Regions from separate parts of the Homo sapiens genome. Here region 1 is linked to region 2. Evidence: read pairs that join two places in POLR2A ChIA-PET (ENCODE). Cell type or tissue: MCF 10A. All regions are shown on one strand.

What was found. ChIA-PET counts read pairs that join two places held together with the same protein. Peaks named below come from ENCODE experiments on the same cell type or tissue, not always from the same donor. Only the 100,000 strongest peaks of a DNase experiment are listed, where the experiment ranks them.
Region 1: POLR2A ChIA-PET joins it to region 2 with 5 read pairs; 2 of 35 experiments call an interaction of 5 or more read pairs at or near these places.

The regions. Positions count from the first base shown.
Region 1 is chr3:9,085,150-9,093,149 of GRCh38, reverse strand. The region is part of intron 3 of SRGAP3 (SLIT-ROBO Rho GTPase activating protein 3); the gene reads left to right. Among named protein-coding and RNA genes, the nearest start is that of SRGAP3-AS2, 100 kb to the left of the region's middle. In MCF 10A, no CTCF peak of the experiment used is centred here; DNase peaks (open chromatin) are centred at 3,989 and 4,469.
Region 2 is chr3:8,984,213-8,992,212 of GRCh38, reverse strand. It overlaps SRGAP3 (SLIT-ROBO Rho GTPase activating protein 3), which reads left to right. Exons shown (of 22, transcript NM_014850.4): 21 at 1,374-1,701; 22 at 6,281-8,000. The coding sequence ends at 6,694. Among named protein-coding and RNA genes, the nearest start is that of RAD18, 25 kb to the right of the region's middle. RefSeq lists enhancers at 4,168-4,668, 4,669-5,169. In MCF 10A, a CTCF peak has its summit at 4,095; a DNase peak (open chromatin) is centred at 4,072.

The DNA.
Region 1 (8,000 bases), 100 kb before region 2:
GTCATCCTGAAGATAATGTAGAGAGGGAGAAAGCCTCTCAAAACTGAGCAGCTTCAGGTTTTCATAGATACTGGCTTTTCAGGAAGACAGCCCTGTCACTTCCCATGACATGCATGCAGGCTCTCATCTTACCCTCAACCATAGTTCCTGATCTGTGAGTGACTCTTAGAGAGAGAGAGAGAGAGAGAATATGTATATAAAACATCGACATCAGGGACACAATCAAGAAAGATTACTCCTGAGTATGTGAATATGTTCTGGGCCCACAGAGATTCAGCCCAACTTTCCACACCATCCCCAGCTACCTCGACTTGGAAGCCAGGGTGGGACAGGATTGAGTAACAGATGACAGGAGATTCTGCAAAATGGCACGGGGCACTGTATGTTATCTGACATTTATGATGATCTAAAGCAGAGCCTTGTAAATATCAATATGCTTTCTATACTAAGGCAGAAGAGTTTTCATGTTTTAGAATTATTTTTAGATGTTTAGGGAAAGAAGACCTTAAAGGTGCTTAGAGAGCTAACTTTCCCAGTGGAGGCAGCTTGGTTGAGAATATCACATTCACTAGCTCTATGGCCTTGGGCAAATTACTCACCCTTCCTGAGCCTCTGTGTTCTAATCTTCAAAATAGGTTCAACAATAGTGCCTCGAATAAAGGGCTGATCTTAGGCTTACATGAGGTATTGTCTCATAAAGCAGTTAGCATTGTGCTTGGCACGTGCTAAGACATCAAGAAACAATAACTATTATTGTTATTATCCACAATGGTATGTATTATAAGCACATAGTATTAGTAGTAATTGTACTAAGACTTATTATTAATAAGTATTACCATTATTAATAATATTTAGTATTATCCGTAGAGATCCAGAAACTCCTAGCCTGACCATGTCAGGTCACTTTTCATAACCATTCCGAGGTATCCTTGGACTTCCTCAGGCCTGTTACGTAAAGCAGTTCTGAAAGTGAAGCTTTCAGCATAAACAGGGTCCCAAAGTAAGCCTGGGAGTAATTGCAGGGAAAGGAAATGCTGGCCACGGTGCTAGACTCACTGCCTCCGTGCATGCCTGGGCTCCCGGGTGTGCATGAGTGAGGCTCACCACTGCCAAGAACGTCCAGGTGGTTCCAAGGCCTTCCTGCTTCTTTGCAGTCCAATATACCAGCCCTGGCAACAGTAGGAAGACCTAAGGACTCGAATCTGCATTCTTGAAAAATGAGTAGATGACAACATTTGGAGTTCAGCAACAGGAGGCATAAATTAGTGTGGGAAGGGAAAGAGAACAGGGATGAGTTCAGGAGCAGGGAAAGGAAGAAAATGGGAGGCAGAGGGGAAGAATAACAAGGATCAGGATAGAGGGTGGGCAGGAACCCGGCTAAGGAGGATGTTTGAAAGCAGAGGTTGGCGCCGGGATGGAGAGCCGATAGCCCGGTTATTGGCAACCAAAGTCCTGGCTAGGAATGGGAGTGAGCCGTTAACTGTTGGAGCTGCTGTGTTCAGGGGTACGTGGACCTTCCAGCACAGGCTGGAGAAGCCTGATCCTCTGAGACATGCCTTTTAAGCCTTTGTTTTGGAAATAAAAACACAATCACTTTGGGAGATGGCCCGTGCTTACATACATCATGTATTTAAATAGGGAACATCTGTGGGTCTCAAGTTTTGTGATTTGATGAGAAAACAAGCCAGAGTGTGGAGAAGAAGTGGGTAGGATCTGTCGGCATTTAGGACTGAAAGAGACAAAGGATTTTGTTGTTGTTGTTGTTGTTGTTGAGTTGTATTTGTTTCCTGTTGTTGTTTTTGAATCCCAGAATTAGGAAAATCATGAAATGTCCCTAAGAGTAACCCAACATGAGAACATCTACTCAAGCAAAGAGTGAGAAAAGAGAGACAGGGGGCTGGCTGACGCAGGGTTTGATGAGACAGGAGAAGAGAGGCCCAGCACGGATAACTGAGAGTTAACAAAGGCCACCTGTCTTACTCCTGCATTACAATTTTCTAAAAGATTGTTTAGGATGGTGTCATTGGGAGAAATGAAAGGGCGTATGTGTGTGTGTATGTGTGTGTGTGTGAGAGGTCTTGTTCTTAAAACTCAACATTTTAAGATGGTATTTTTTTTTTAGACATAGAGAATGACATTAGCTCTGGAAATGACCCGTCTTTGAGTTATTTTGAGGGAGATAGACACACGCCCTTTAAAAACAGAGCTTTTCAGGCTGGGCATGGTGGCTCATGCCTGTAATCCCAGCTCTTTGGGAGGTTGAGGCGGGTGGATCACCTGAGGTCAGGAGTTCAAGACCAGCCTGGCCAACATGGTGAAAACCTGTCTCTACTAAAAATACAAAAATTAGCTAGGTGTGGTGGTGCATGCCAGTAATCCCAGCTACTTGGGAGGCTGAGGCAGGAGAATCCCTTGAACCCAAGAGATGGAGGTTGCAGTGAGCTGAGATTGCACCACTGCACTCCAGCCTGGGTGACAAAGCAAGACACCATCTCACAAAAACAACAACAAAAGAAATAGAGCTTTTCAAATGTAACTCATAAAGTCTTAGGACCTACTGTGAGGTTTTTGAGAGTTTTCCCTAAAAAGCATGATGATCCCTGCATTGAAAACAAAATCAAATCATACAGAGCAAGATTTTCATGGCAAAGGAAATGATTTAATTCAGAGCTGTGTATGTCAAGAACTTCATCAGCTGATTTCATCTTGACATGAATTAATGTTCACTTGATTTTTTTTTTTTGTGCAAAGAAATAAGGGTTATGGGTGACCATCCTTTACTCCTCTCTAGTTTCCTACTGCTCTGCACAATGCTGAGCTCATCCACAGGCATTTACAGAGCTCCTTTTGTATGCAGGTCTTCGTAATCGGCATTGTGGGAAACTCTTTAAAGCCAGGGATCTGGTCTTTAGGGTGCGTGTGCTCTAATTGTTGGGAAATTAGTCCTTTTGCAGGAACTCTTTGAAAGCTGATGCTTGGTGGAGCGTTTTCAGAAGGCCGTCTCATTCAGTGGTCATTTCGGTATCTACAGACTGACATAAGCATGGATTACGTTAGTATTTTTTCAAATAAGCAAAAATGAAAATGTATGGGATCCTGTAAACTGATGAAGTCCAGAGGTGAATCTTGTTTAGGCACCACTAGATCTAGGGACGGAAAGGCTCTGGCTGTCTGCCGTAGTGGGCCTGGTACTGCAGGCAGTGCAAGACTCCTGAAGACCCTTTTAGCAACCCCCGGGGAGAAATGATCTGAGAGTGTGGTTATGAGAAACGTCCCAAAGAAGATTCTTCATTGGCTTAGCCTGGAACACGTGTTTGTCTCTGATCTGATCACTGAAGGCAAGGAGCTGGAGCCTGGTCAGACCCTGCCCCTGCCTGATGATCTTGTGTGGCCAGGCAAACAGGAGCCTGTTCCACCAACATCTCATCTTCTGTTAGTAGAAGGAGGAAGGGAGAAGCAAGACATGACCATGTCTGGTTTATTCCTAGCAGAGCAGGTGTAGCTAAAGAGGATGAGATCTGCTTGTAAGTTGGGGCAAGGCCCAGAGATGCAGATTTCTGCACAGGTGATAAGAAAGTGCATTGGACAGGTAGGTGGTGTCTGGAGGGCAGGGCCTCCTTTGTACTTTCCTTGTGGTCTGGACTCATCTCCATTACAGCATTGTGATGACTTTTTTTCACTGTGTGTCTGCATCTTGAACTAGGTCCTAAGGAAGCAGATTATAGTAAGTTGCTATGAGTGCCAACTTTGGAGTCAGACCAATCAAAAAGATGAATCTTGGCTCTGCCACTTTCTAGCTGTGCAACCTTGGGGAAGTTGCTCAGCCATTCTGAGCCTCCAGCCCCCCCCCCCCCCCCGCCCACCCCACTTATCTGTCAAGTGGGAATACTTATAGCAGTTCCTGTAAATATTTAAATTAGATAACACATGGGAGTGACTTTGGATAGTATTCAACAAATGGGGCCAGGCACCGTGACTCATACCTGTAATCCCAGCACTTTGGGAGGCTTGAGAGCAGGGACCGTGTCTCATTCAGCTTTGTGTCGTTAGTGCCTAGTTTAGGCTGGTATATACTGGGTAGTCAATAAACACCCGTGTAAATGGAATCAAAGCTAGTGAAACATGGACCACAGAGGGATAAGAGGCCACCCCTTTCCTGAGAGACCTCACCAGTGTCTGGTCATAAACTAAAATACATCTGTGGGCTGTACGGAGGACATGGCTGGGTGGAGGGAGAAGCTGGGCACTGTGGTCACCTGGACCAGCAGTAGCACAAGCCCGTACCGAAGGGGCCACCGTACTTGAAACAGGGGCTCGGCATTGCTGGATCTTCTAGAATTACCAGAGACGCTGAAAATCAGGACTTGTGCAGGAAATTTCCTGAGTTTTCAACACTGGGAAAGCATCCAGATGCTCTGAAAGCACTGAATGGCCAAACAAAACATGTCTGCAGGCCAGAGAAGCTGCCACTTGGAAGCCTTGTTCCAAGGTACTATTTCTCAATTGGGCAGGAGAGGGGGAGTTTTATCCCCCAGGGAACACCTGGCAATGTCTGGAGGTAATTTTGGTTGTCACACTGGGGGTTGGGGGTAGGGAATGCTACTGGCCTCTCACGGGTGGAGGCCAGTGATGCTCCTAAACATCCTATACACAGGACAGAGAATGCCTGGCCCTAAGGGAGCTGAACTGGCTTTAGCTACAGGCAAAGAGGCAAAGGAACCAGGCAGGGCTGGGGTTCCCTGCATTCATGATGGCTGGCTCTTGAGATTGGTCAGCCTCATTTTACTGGCTTATTTGAGCGTGAAAGACAGGGCTGTGCTCCGTCAATCTGGAGGAGCCATAGCTGCCATGGCTGAGCCCTCCTTGGCCCCATGTCACCGTTTTCCACTGTCCACACACTCCCTGTGCATGAAGGAAGCAGCCTGCCACCCTGACCCCTGCAGGCATGAAAGTAGTGTGGAAAATGTGGGCAGTGAGAGCGAATACATTATCACTTAGGTTCCTAAGGGCTGGGTATGGTGTCGCTGGAGATCACAGGGTTTGGGTTTCCTGTTCCTGGTGAAAAGTTTGGTTTGAGTTCCTCATTCAGTAGTTTCTGGAACCATAGTTGAGAATATTTCCCTTCCCAATCAACCCCAGCCAAAAATAGAAAGAACGCCTTTGAGTCTTGTGCAATTGAGTATTTGCTGAGCATTTACTCTGTGGCCAGTCCAGGGCTTGATACTGGGGAGTTGGTGAGCAGAGAGGCCTGGGCTGGTTCCCTCTGGCGGCTTACAGTCCTGGGGAAGAGATACAAGAACCCGATCTCCAGCTCCTCCCATTCATCCCACCCTCCATTCACTGGTGTCTTCACCTTCCTGAAGCGTAGCCCTGGTCATCTTAAACTTCTGCTCAACAACCCTCAGTAGTTCCCAGTCCTGCTCTGAAGGAAGCCTGTACTCTATCCGCCTCTGTGATCTGACCCAACCTCTGTCTCAGGCTTATCTCCTGCTCACCTGTGGCCGAGCTTCTCTCTTCATGAACCAGTCTTTTCACCATCCCCAGTCTCCGTGCCTCCTGCCTAGAAGGCTGTCTCCAGCCATTCATGCAAGCTAAGAAGGCCTTGGAAGTATCCCCTTAATCCTCTTCATCACTTCATCTCACATCACACCATCCTTTACTCTTGTATGGCCCTTTCCGCCTCCTGCCTTAGAATTGTGTTCTTGACTCTACCCCAGCAAACTGGGAGATTCTTAAGGGAAAAGTTACTAAAAAATTTGATTTTATATTCCCTTCTCTGGGCAACTTCCTAGCCTTGTCCTTGGCATCTCGTGGGTGTTGATTCAGCCTGTACTGCTATTTCCCCGGGACTTCATCTGTGCCTCATATGGTGCTAGGTGCTGCCATGTGTGTTATCTCTTTTCATGCTCACAGGGACTCCATGAGACCCATGACATCATCTCACTTTTACAGATAAGGAAACTAAGTCTTAGAGGAACTGTCACTTCATTCGTTCATAGATTCATTCAGCAAACACATATATATACACACACACATATAAATATATATACACACATATATACACATATACATATAATGTGTATTTTATATGTATATGTATGTTACATATGCATACATAATATACGTATATGTATATTTACTCTTGTATGGCCCTTTCCGCCTCCTGCCTTAGAATTGTGTTCTTGACTCTACCCCAGCAAACTGGGAGATTCTTAAGGGAAGAGTTACTAAAAAATTCAATTTTATATTCCCTTCTCTGGGCAACTTCCTAGCCTTGTCCATAATATACATATGTGTATAGTATGTATACATATGTACTATACCTATATGTATATGTATATTATATGTATATGTAATACATATATACATATAAAATACATATTATATGTATATGTAATACATATATACATATAAAATACATATTATATGTATATGTGTAGATGTGTGTGTATATATGTATACATATATAATATACAGATACATATAATATGTATTTCATATATGTATATGTGGGTGTATATATGTGTATATTTATGTAGATATGTGTGTACCTATATATATACACACACACATATACACACCCACATATATACACACATACGTATATATGGTTTTTTTTTTTTTTTTTTTTTGAAACAGTCTCATTCTGTCACCCAGGCTGGAATGCAGTGGCACAATCTCAGCTCCCTGCAACCCCTACCTACCAGGCTTAAATGATCTTCCCAACTCAGCCTCCCTTGGGACTACAGGTGTGTGCCACCACACTTGGCTAATTTTTTGTATGTTTGATAGAGACAGGGTTTCACCATGTTGCCCAGGCTGGTCTCGAATCCTGGGCTCAGGTCATCTGCCTGCCTCAGTCTCTCAAAGTGCTGGGATTACAGGTGCGAGCCACCATGCCTGGCCAAGCAAACATATTTAATGAGCACGTACTCTGTGGCAGACTCTGTTGCATTGCAGAAATGCAGGAATAGGGAAATAAGATATTGCAGATTGGGTCCCCCAGGAAGCAGACCCTGGGACATCTGAATTTAGCTTCTAGGGGAACGATGAAGGAGTGTTCTCTGGATCAGCCACTTGGGAAGGCAGGTGAGGCAGCAGGGTAAGGTCGAGCTGTGATGCAGGCTGCCTTACTAGAAGTCCTAGCCAGCCTGGTGGGGAGCTTTTTTAAAATTTTTATTTTCAGTTCAGAGGTACATGTACAGGATGTACAGGTTTGTTACATAGGTAAACGTGTGTCATGGGAGTTTGTTATACCAATTATTTTATCATCTAGGTTTTTAGCCTTGTATCCATTAGTTATATTTCCTGATCCTCTCCCTCCTCCCACCATCCATCCTCCGATAGGCCCCAGTGTGTGTTTTTCCCTGTATGTATCAATGTGTTTTCATTATTTAGCTCCCACTTATAAGTAAGAATATGTGGTATTTGGTTTTCTGTTACTGTGTTAGTTTGCTAAGTATAATGGCTTCCAGCTTCATTCATATCTGTAAAGGACATGATTTCATTCTTTTTTATGGCTGCATAGTATTCCATGGTATATATGTACCATATTTTCTTTTTCTAATCTATCATTGATCGGTATTTGGGTTGATTCCAAGTCTTTGCTATTGTGAATAGTGATGCAATGAACATACACATGCATGTGTCTTTATAGTAGAACAATTTATATTTCCTTTGGGTATATACCCAGTAATGGGATTGCTGGGTCAAATGGTATTTTTCACTTTAGATCTTTGAGGAATTGCCACACTGTCTTCCACAATGGTTGAACTAATTTACACTCCCACCAACAGTGTAGAAGCAGGGAGTTCTGAAGATGGAATGACTCCTCAGAGCTGTCTGAGTTGAGACAGGAAGAGGCTGACCTCTCTGCCCCACAATGATCAGTCTTTGGGCAAGGACTACACTGAGAAGGAGGTGTATACTTGGTGTCATTGTGTCCTCTGAGGCCATCCCTGTAGGGTGCTCTCAGCTGAGGGCTGTCTGCCTGAGCATTC
Region 2 (8,000 bases):
GTTTTTTCCAGTGGAGGGGTCATGTGGTCAGCCCACACATGTAGGTATTTGCAGATAGACCCCAAAAAAATCAGTCACAGTGGGAACACACAATTTATGAATTTATTTCAGCAAAAATCCTGATGCCTCTTTTCTGCAAATTCCATTCAGTTCAGCAGATAGCTCGGGGCACTGTGGTGGAATTGAGAAGGTCAGGGAAGTGGAAGGCTGGCGTAGGTAGACAAAGAAGTTATGGTCCCCTGACTTCTAGGAGGACCATATCTTCTGCCTCTCTTTTCCTCTCCCTTGTCCCCCGCCCTCACCTCCTTTGTTCTTGTTCTTTCTTTCTAAGTACTGCTTCCTTTCCAATACCTATGCTTTGGTCCTGCTGGGGCACCCACAAGCACTGCTTAGCTTGGCTGGTGGCACTAGGATCTGAATCACTGGTGGTCCCTAGTCATAATCCATTCCCAACACACGGTCCCTCTCCCTCTCCCCTCACCACTTCTAGCCCTTCAGACTCTTGGTGACCTCTGTAGGATGCAGCCAAATCTCCTGTGTATAGAACCTCTTATCTTCAAGGTGCTTTCAAACCCACTTGAAGCAAAGGTAAAGGGTGGGCAAAGGATCTTGCTTAAACCCGCTTCACAGATTAATAAAGTGGGCTTGAGAGAGGACACAGGAAAGCACGCGGCAGACACAGGGCAAGAACTCACCTTCCTGAAACACAACCTAATCCCCTTTTCACCACACCAGAGCCTCCCTGAAGTGGGAAAGGTACCAAATGCACAAAAGGGCTGTCCAGCCATGCAGTGTTTACTCTTGAATGACTAGTTTTCCAAGATCCAAAAAAGCCTCGCAGAAGGAGCCCTCTTCTGGGGAGATTGGGGGTTGGGTGGCAACGTTAGAGTGTCTTCAGTTCCCAGGGGACCCCAACTGTGCTTGCAGGGTGCTGGTAACTTTGGTACAGTCAAGCCTCAAAGCTTCAGACCAATTAGAAGCCCCTCAGAATCATGGAAAAGTCTGAACTGCTTCAGAGGGTATCATGAGCCCAACTAACCATCACCAAAGCGTTTCCAGGGTTGGAATCCTGTAGGCCTTGACTTAGCATGTAGACCAGATGCATTTTGCGGTTGGCGGCACAGCTGTCTGTGGCCTGGAAGCACCGTGCTCCAAATGCTTTCATGTTTACAGATTAGACCTCCCCCTGCTGCTGAGCTGTGTGCTGAGCCAGCTCTTTCATTATGGAATTGTAGGGTCTGGCTGAATGAGGCTTTACTGTACCCGCTCCTTAGACTAGCGTGTAGTGTGTGGCATGGGGTTGACTCACCCATTCTGAGACTTGCCAGGCTTGACCTCTGCCCCATGCCCCTCGCCCCCTGGCTCCTTTGCAGAGTGCGGTTACGATCTGATGGAGCAGCCATCCCCAGACGCCGAAGCGGGGGCGACACACACAGCCCGCCCCGGGGCCTGGGCCCCAGCATAGACACACCACCCCGGGCTGCTGCCTGCCCCAGCAGCCCCCACAAAATCCCCCTCACCCGGGGGAGGATCGAGAGCCCTGAGAAGCGGAGGATGGCGACGTTCGGGAGCGCTGGCAGCATCAACTACCCTGACAAGAAGGCGCTCTCCGAAGGGCACTCGATGAGGTCGACCTGCGGTTCCACCAGGCACAGCAGCCTAGGGGACCACAAGTCCCTGGAGGCCGAGGCCCTGGCAGAAGTAAGGGCCAGCGGGAAGGCAGGCTGGGCAGCCAAAAGCCCCAGAGGGCAGCGGGTGGGAATCCGTGGAGCGGGGAGCCACCTTGGCCTTTATGCCAGGCTCATGGCTAAGCCAGAGAACAGGAGAGTGAGTGGCCTCCCCGTCCCTTGCTGGGCTTCCCGTGGGAGTGGAGACTGGTTGGGAGCAGCCACTGCTAGGGTTCCGATAGAGGCTGAACACCCCCAGTGTCCAGGGCTGGAGAGGGCATTGGCCAGATTATGGGGCTGGGGTAATGGCAGGTCACTACACAAAATGATACGATTCAGTTTTTGACTCATTCATTCACTCATTCATTCATTTCTCTCTTCATTCATCAATTCATTCACTGGCAAATATTGATTGAGCATCTATCATGTGGCCGTCACCATGCTAGCCACCAACAGTAAAATGGAGATCTAAAATGGACTCAGGCCCTGCCCACATGGAGCTTACAGTTTAGAGAAGAAAGAGACATCAACAAACACACACACACAGTTGTGAAATAGTTGTTTGGTTGGGTGCCTTTAAGGAATGGTCCAAAGTATTTTGAGAGCCTAAAATGTGAGGATTGCACCTAGGCAGGGAGAGACTTCTCTGGAGAGGACTTGACCTGAGACCCAAAGGGTGGGCAGAGCTAAATAGCCGAAGCTGCAAGAGAAGAATGTTCCAGGTTCTTCTCAAGTGCTTAGAGGGTTGGCTTTTGTTTGTTTGTTTTGTATTTGGATGAAAAATCTATATGATTTTTACATTTGCCAAATGAATAGAACTGTGATTTGTTTAACAGTTTGCATAGCCGGTTTCATGGGTTTTTTGACAGTTCTATCATATTTTGAGAAGTTTCCATTTTTTTTGTCTCTGGAATTTGGTGTGGGGGCCCATTATGTACCCTCTCCCTAGTGTTCTCTCCCACATAAGGTAACAGAGACAATCAGAACCTTCTGGTCTGTGAGAATTTTACTGTGGAGAGTAGCCTTTGAATCGCTGTTCAAAAGGAGAAGGAAGAAGGGCAGGGAGTCATGAGCTGTGTTCTAGAGGAGGCCAGGCAGGGTTCCCAGGGAATACACAACACAGAAACAGCTCACCTAGCAATGAGTACTCCTGTTCACACCAGCAGGCTCTAGTTTGGCCCCATGCCCATTCCCAGGGGTCCCTGAAGATCAGTGCCTTCCGAGGAGGCATGCCAGCTGCTGGTCCCCCCCATACTTGAGGAAACATCACCCTAGCACCCACCATCATCTGGAAACTCTACCAGTCTAGAAAGTTCTACCAGTTATGATAGAGGATGGCCTGAGGCCTGCCCCAGGGCCCTTTACATTTATAAAGAATCAAATGCAGTCTAGAAAACTGTTTCTAAAAGTAGCTCTCACAGCAGATTAGTCCCACAGGATGCTAGGGAGTGGGTAGGGAATACATGTTCTGTGGTCAGCAAGGTTTGGGGAATGCTGCTCTGACAAAGTTGAGTGGCTTCTCTGTAAGACTTATAAAACCTTTAAAGCAGGCACCCCCAGCCCCCGGGCCATGGATGGATCTGTGGCCTGTTAGGAACCAGGCTGCACAGTAGGAGGTGAGCAGCGGGAGCCAGCATTATTGCGTGAGCTCTGCCTCCTGTCAGATCAGCGGGGGCATTAGATCTTCACAGGCCGTGAACCCTGTTGTGAACTGCGCATGTGAGGGATCTAGGTAGTGCTCTCCTGAGGAGAATCTAATGCCTGATCTGAAGTGGAGCAGTTTCATCCGAAAGCATCCTCCTGACCCCCCATCTGTGGAAAAATTGTCTTCCACGTAAACGGTCCCTGGTGCCAAAAAGGTTGGGGACTGCTGCTTTAAAAGATGTGCACTGTGAATCTCCAAGAAAGAAAACAGGGCATGCCCCATATCCCAGACTTCTGTGACCTTTATTCATGGAGCGTTTTGCACGACCTGCCCCTGGAATGCACTTGGGGCCTGCTGCATGTGTTCTCAGTTTGCAGATGGATCTGCACCCTGTCTAGTTTGACAGCTGCCATCCAAGACCCCCTTTCACTAACAGAGGTCAAATAGGGAATTGTAGTAAATGATATGTAAGTAACCCACTGCCACTGGAGAGTTTCCAGCCTCAGCATTGGCTCTGATGAGCCCTTGACTTTGCAGGCTGCAAAGGGGAGTGGCAGCTGAAGAACCCCAGGTAGTAGGCCGAGTGACCCAAATTTCTTTGGTCTCAAAATGTCCCTTAGGATTTAGATGTGAACCCACTTAAAGAGGCTGTTTGGGGAACTTGCAACATGACCATCCAAAGTGGGAAGATCGAATTGGGGAGGAGATGAAAAGCAATCACGGTCCCCACTCTGTCTCCCAGGGCCTCTCTGCCGCTCAGCTCTGGAGACTCACAGCGCCACCTCTCGGACTAATGCAAGGCTGCAGCCTAAACAACTCAGCTGATCTTTCTCTGAACTTCCTGTCTTTCTGCTTACTCTGCTGGGGTAGAGTGGTGGGGCGGGTGGGGATGGTGGTAGAGGGGCAGTAATTACATTTTATGTGTTAAAGTTTCACCATGCAGCTCATGCTGGACTAGAGCAAATAGAGAGTAGTGAGGTCAATAGGGGGCTTCCTTCAAGCGGAGTGGTTGATGATAGGGCGGCTCGGCTCCAGGAAAGCCGGCTGTGTCACTGCAGGGCTGGCACATGGCAGAGATGGGGAGAGGTCTGCCTTCCCTCCCTTCCTGCAGAAAATTGCCCCCACAGCGCCTCCTTTTGGATAAGGCACAAAACACCCTTTCTTAAAGTTGCCGGTGTTCTGGGGCAACGGATGAAACATCCTGGAGAAGCGTACAAGCTAATATTAGCCATTAGCCAGACATCCATAGTCCCCTAACAAAAAGGACAGGCTGTGACAATGCGGGGAGCAAGAGCTCTGGGCCCTGACCCCAGCCAGATTGAAGCCTGCCATGTGGCCTAGGGCAGGCAGGAAGCCACCTGCAGACAGGGGAGGGAGAGAATGTAAAAGACCAGGGTGCAGAAAGGGGCCGGCCCCAGCATCTCCAGGCTCCAACCCCACCATCTGTTTCACCAGACTCATACTTTTTATTTATTTTTTTTAGGATTTGCAATAAAGCAAGCCTGTCTTAATAGTCATCATTCCTCCATGAGGTTATGCACGGCACCTACCAGTGGTGGCTTAGGCAGTATCCCTCATGGTGCCCTCGATGGCCAAGCCAGCTGGGCTGTGGCTCAGCTGAGCCTGAGCAGGTCCTCTCATGTCTGTCGGATGCGGAGGCATCCCAGTCAACAGTCATGGGAACCCATGGGGCTCTTGGGCTAGAAGGATTTTGAAAACCACCACCTGGCAGTTTACAAAGCTTCATCACATCCATTATCTCACCCCATATTCACAGTAAATGTCTGGGATTGTAATAGATGAACAAAATATGGTGCAGAGTGATTGAGATTTGCTCAGGGTCACACGGCCAGCAACTGGCCACAGATTCTTTTTACTCAAAAGTCCGGGGCCCTGTGGCCTGTCCCAGGGCTCTTGGGTTAAATGCTGCCTTCCAGCTACAGCACCACCTTGGGCATGAGGGGACGGGAGCTGAGGGAAGCTGCCCTGTGGCATGGTGAGCCCGGGCTGCCCTGGGTGGCAGGGGGCTCGCTCTCTCTGAGTCCTTCAGAGTGCTCAATCAGAGTGCTCTCCTCCTGATGAGCTCTCAGATATTATAACATCCTCGGGAATTATGTAGGCAGAAGAAGATTTTTCTGGCCTGTTAAAATTTCCACTTTTTAAAAAAATTTTCTGATTATAATACAGAGAAGAGAGTAGCAGTCCCTCTATTCTGGGATGTGCGCTGTGAACATTCTGATACATAATCTCCAAGAAATTTTTCTGTGAGCAAGGATTTTTAAAAAAATACTGAACTGACTGGGTTCAGACTTGGGCTATGCTGCTAATTAGCTGTGTGACCTTGGGCAAGTTACTTAACCAGTCTGAGCTTCAGTTTCCTCCTGTGTGACATGAGCATAAAGGTAGTTCCTACCTTAGAAGTGTGAGGATTAAATGAATTATTAGGGGGCAGGGTTTGGATTGGTGCTCAGTGTTAGCTATTATTGCTATTGCTATTGTCATTCGTATTTTTGAGTGCTTACTCTGTGCCAGGGGTCAGGCCAGGCTCTTCACAGGGACTGTATCATTTAATGCACTCATCAACTCCCTGAGGTCCATATTATAATTATCTGCCATTTACAAATGAGGATTCTGGGGGCTCAGAGGGATGAGGGAACTTGCATAAGGTCACATAGCAAGGAAGTGGCAGAGCCAGGATTTGAATCCGTGTCTGTCTGACTCCAGAGCCTGCCCTCTTTATCAGTAGTCTGACCTGCCCTTATGAAATCTATTTCCTGTGCAAGGCAGCATGCAGGGGATATCCACATTGGTTCTCCCATGTGGTTATAAGACATCCTGAGGACTTAATCTCCATCCCTGCCGCGAGGCTTCTGGGGAACCTGCCTACGAAGGGAAGCTGCTTAGCAGACAGGAAGGACCTGACTCCAGGTCTCCAGACTGTGCTGACCCCAGCTCCCTCTGTCCCCAGGACATCGAGAAGACCATGAGCACGGCTCTGCACGAGTTGCGGGAACTCGAGAGGCAGAACACGGTCAAGCAGGCGCCAGATGTGGTGCTGGACACCCTGGAGCCCCTGAAGAACCCGCCAGGCCCCGTCAGCTCGGAGCCCGCCAGTCCCCTTCACACCATCGTCATCCGCGACCCCGATGCCGCCATGCGCCGCAGCAGCAGCTCCTCCACCGAGATGATGACCACCTTCAAGCCAGCCCTGTCCGCCCGCCTGGCTGGCGCCCAGCTCCGCCCGCCCCCCATGCGGCCCGTGCGGCCGGTGGTCCAGCACCGGTCCAGCAGCAGCAGCAGCTCGGGCGTGGGCAGCCCGGCCGTGACGCCCACCGAGAAGATGTTCCCCAACAGCTCAGCGGACAAGTCGGGCACCATGTGACCTGCAGGATGGGCCGCGCCGCCGTGGCCCGCTGTGGCTCACCACGGCCCAGGGTGGCCTTGGTGGCTTCCACGTGCTTCCCAGTGACCCTGGCCTTGGAGGGCAGAGGTCCGTCTGGGAGGGTGTGTCTGTGCAGAGCTGAGGCCCGGGCGCTGGCTGCAGCTCACGTCCAGCCATGGGAATCCCACGGACCTCTCGCGTGTCAACAGACGACCAGAGGAGTGCTGGAGCTCCAGCAGCCCCAACCACAGCATTCCCTAACATGGAGGCAAAATACCACATGGCTTCTCCCGCATATCGTCACTGGAAACTTCCTCTCTCGACATTCTCTCTACATACGTATATGTGTGTGTATATCGATGTGTGCATATATACACATGTATACGTATGTACGTGTCTGTAGGTGTGTGTATATATATATATATTTATGCATCTATATACATATACTAGATCTGGACACACGCATACTAAGTGTATATAGTATCTCCTTTTTCTTTTTATGAAACTTAGATTTACCTCAGATCCATGCCACCAAACATCTCCCACCGAGTTATTTGGTGGGATTTGCAGGGACTTTTCTGGGAGAACTTAAAGGCCCATAGTAACTGCGAATGAAGCAATATACCACTAACCTGCAGAAAAACACAAACAAAAACAGACTCCCACTGTCTCCAGAAGTCGTGGCCTTCCAGAACAGTCTGCCCCTCAAGGAAGGGTGGGGCAGGCAGTACCCCCAAGCAGGCTGCTCCCAGAGGTGGGGAACCCTTCATAGGAAATCCCCACCCCCGTCCACCCCAGAGACCCTGCCCTTCCACCCGGAGGCCAAAGGCCAACTGTACTCCCAAAGGCATGGGAGAAGGTTGGCGAGAAGACCCCTGACTACCACATCCTTGTGTTTGTGTGTAGAGACGGGGGATAGTGAGAACCTAAGCCCCATCGTAGCACAGTATTACATGTGGTTGGGAAAAATAAAAATACAGTGGTGTGGAATACTCCAAAACCTAGAAATGCTGTAGGAATAAATCTGTGGTAACTATAGAGGTTTAACTTATATCATTTTCAAACTATTTAATTTTTTCTTTTCCTGGTTCTACTAATTATACTGTGTCAGATTTGGAACTAAACAGGCAAGGAGGCTTTGAGTCACATCGTTTTCATTTTAAATCAGGCTGTGATGCACTGTGGCTGGTGCCGTCTTGCATGAAACGCATGAGCCGTGAGCGCCCAGTTCAGACTGGGGCCAGGGAGGGGCAGTCCTTGGCACTTTCTGTCCTAGAGGACACTGTCAGTTGAGTTAATACAAGTG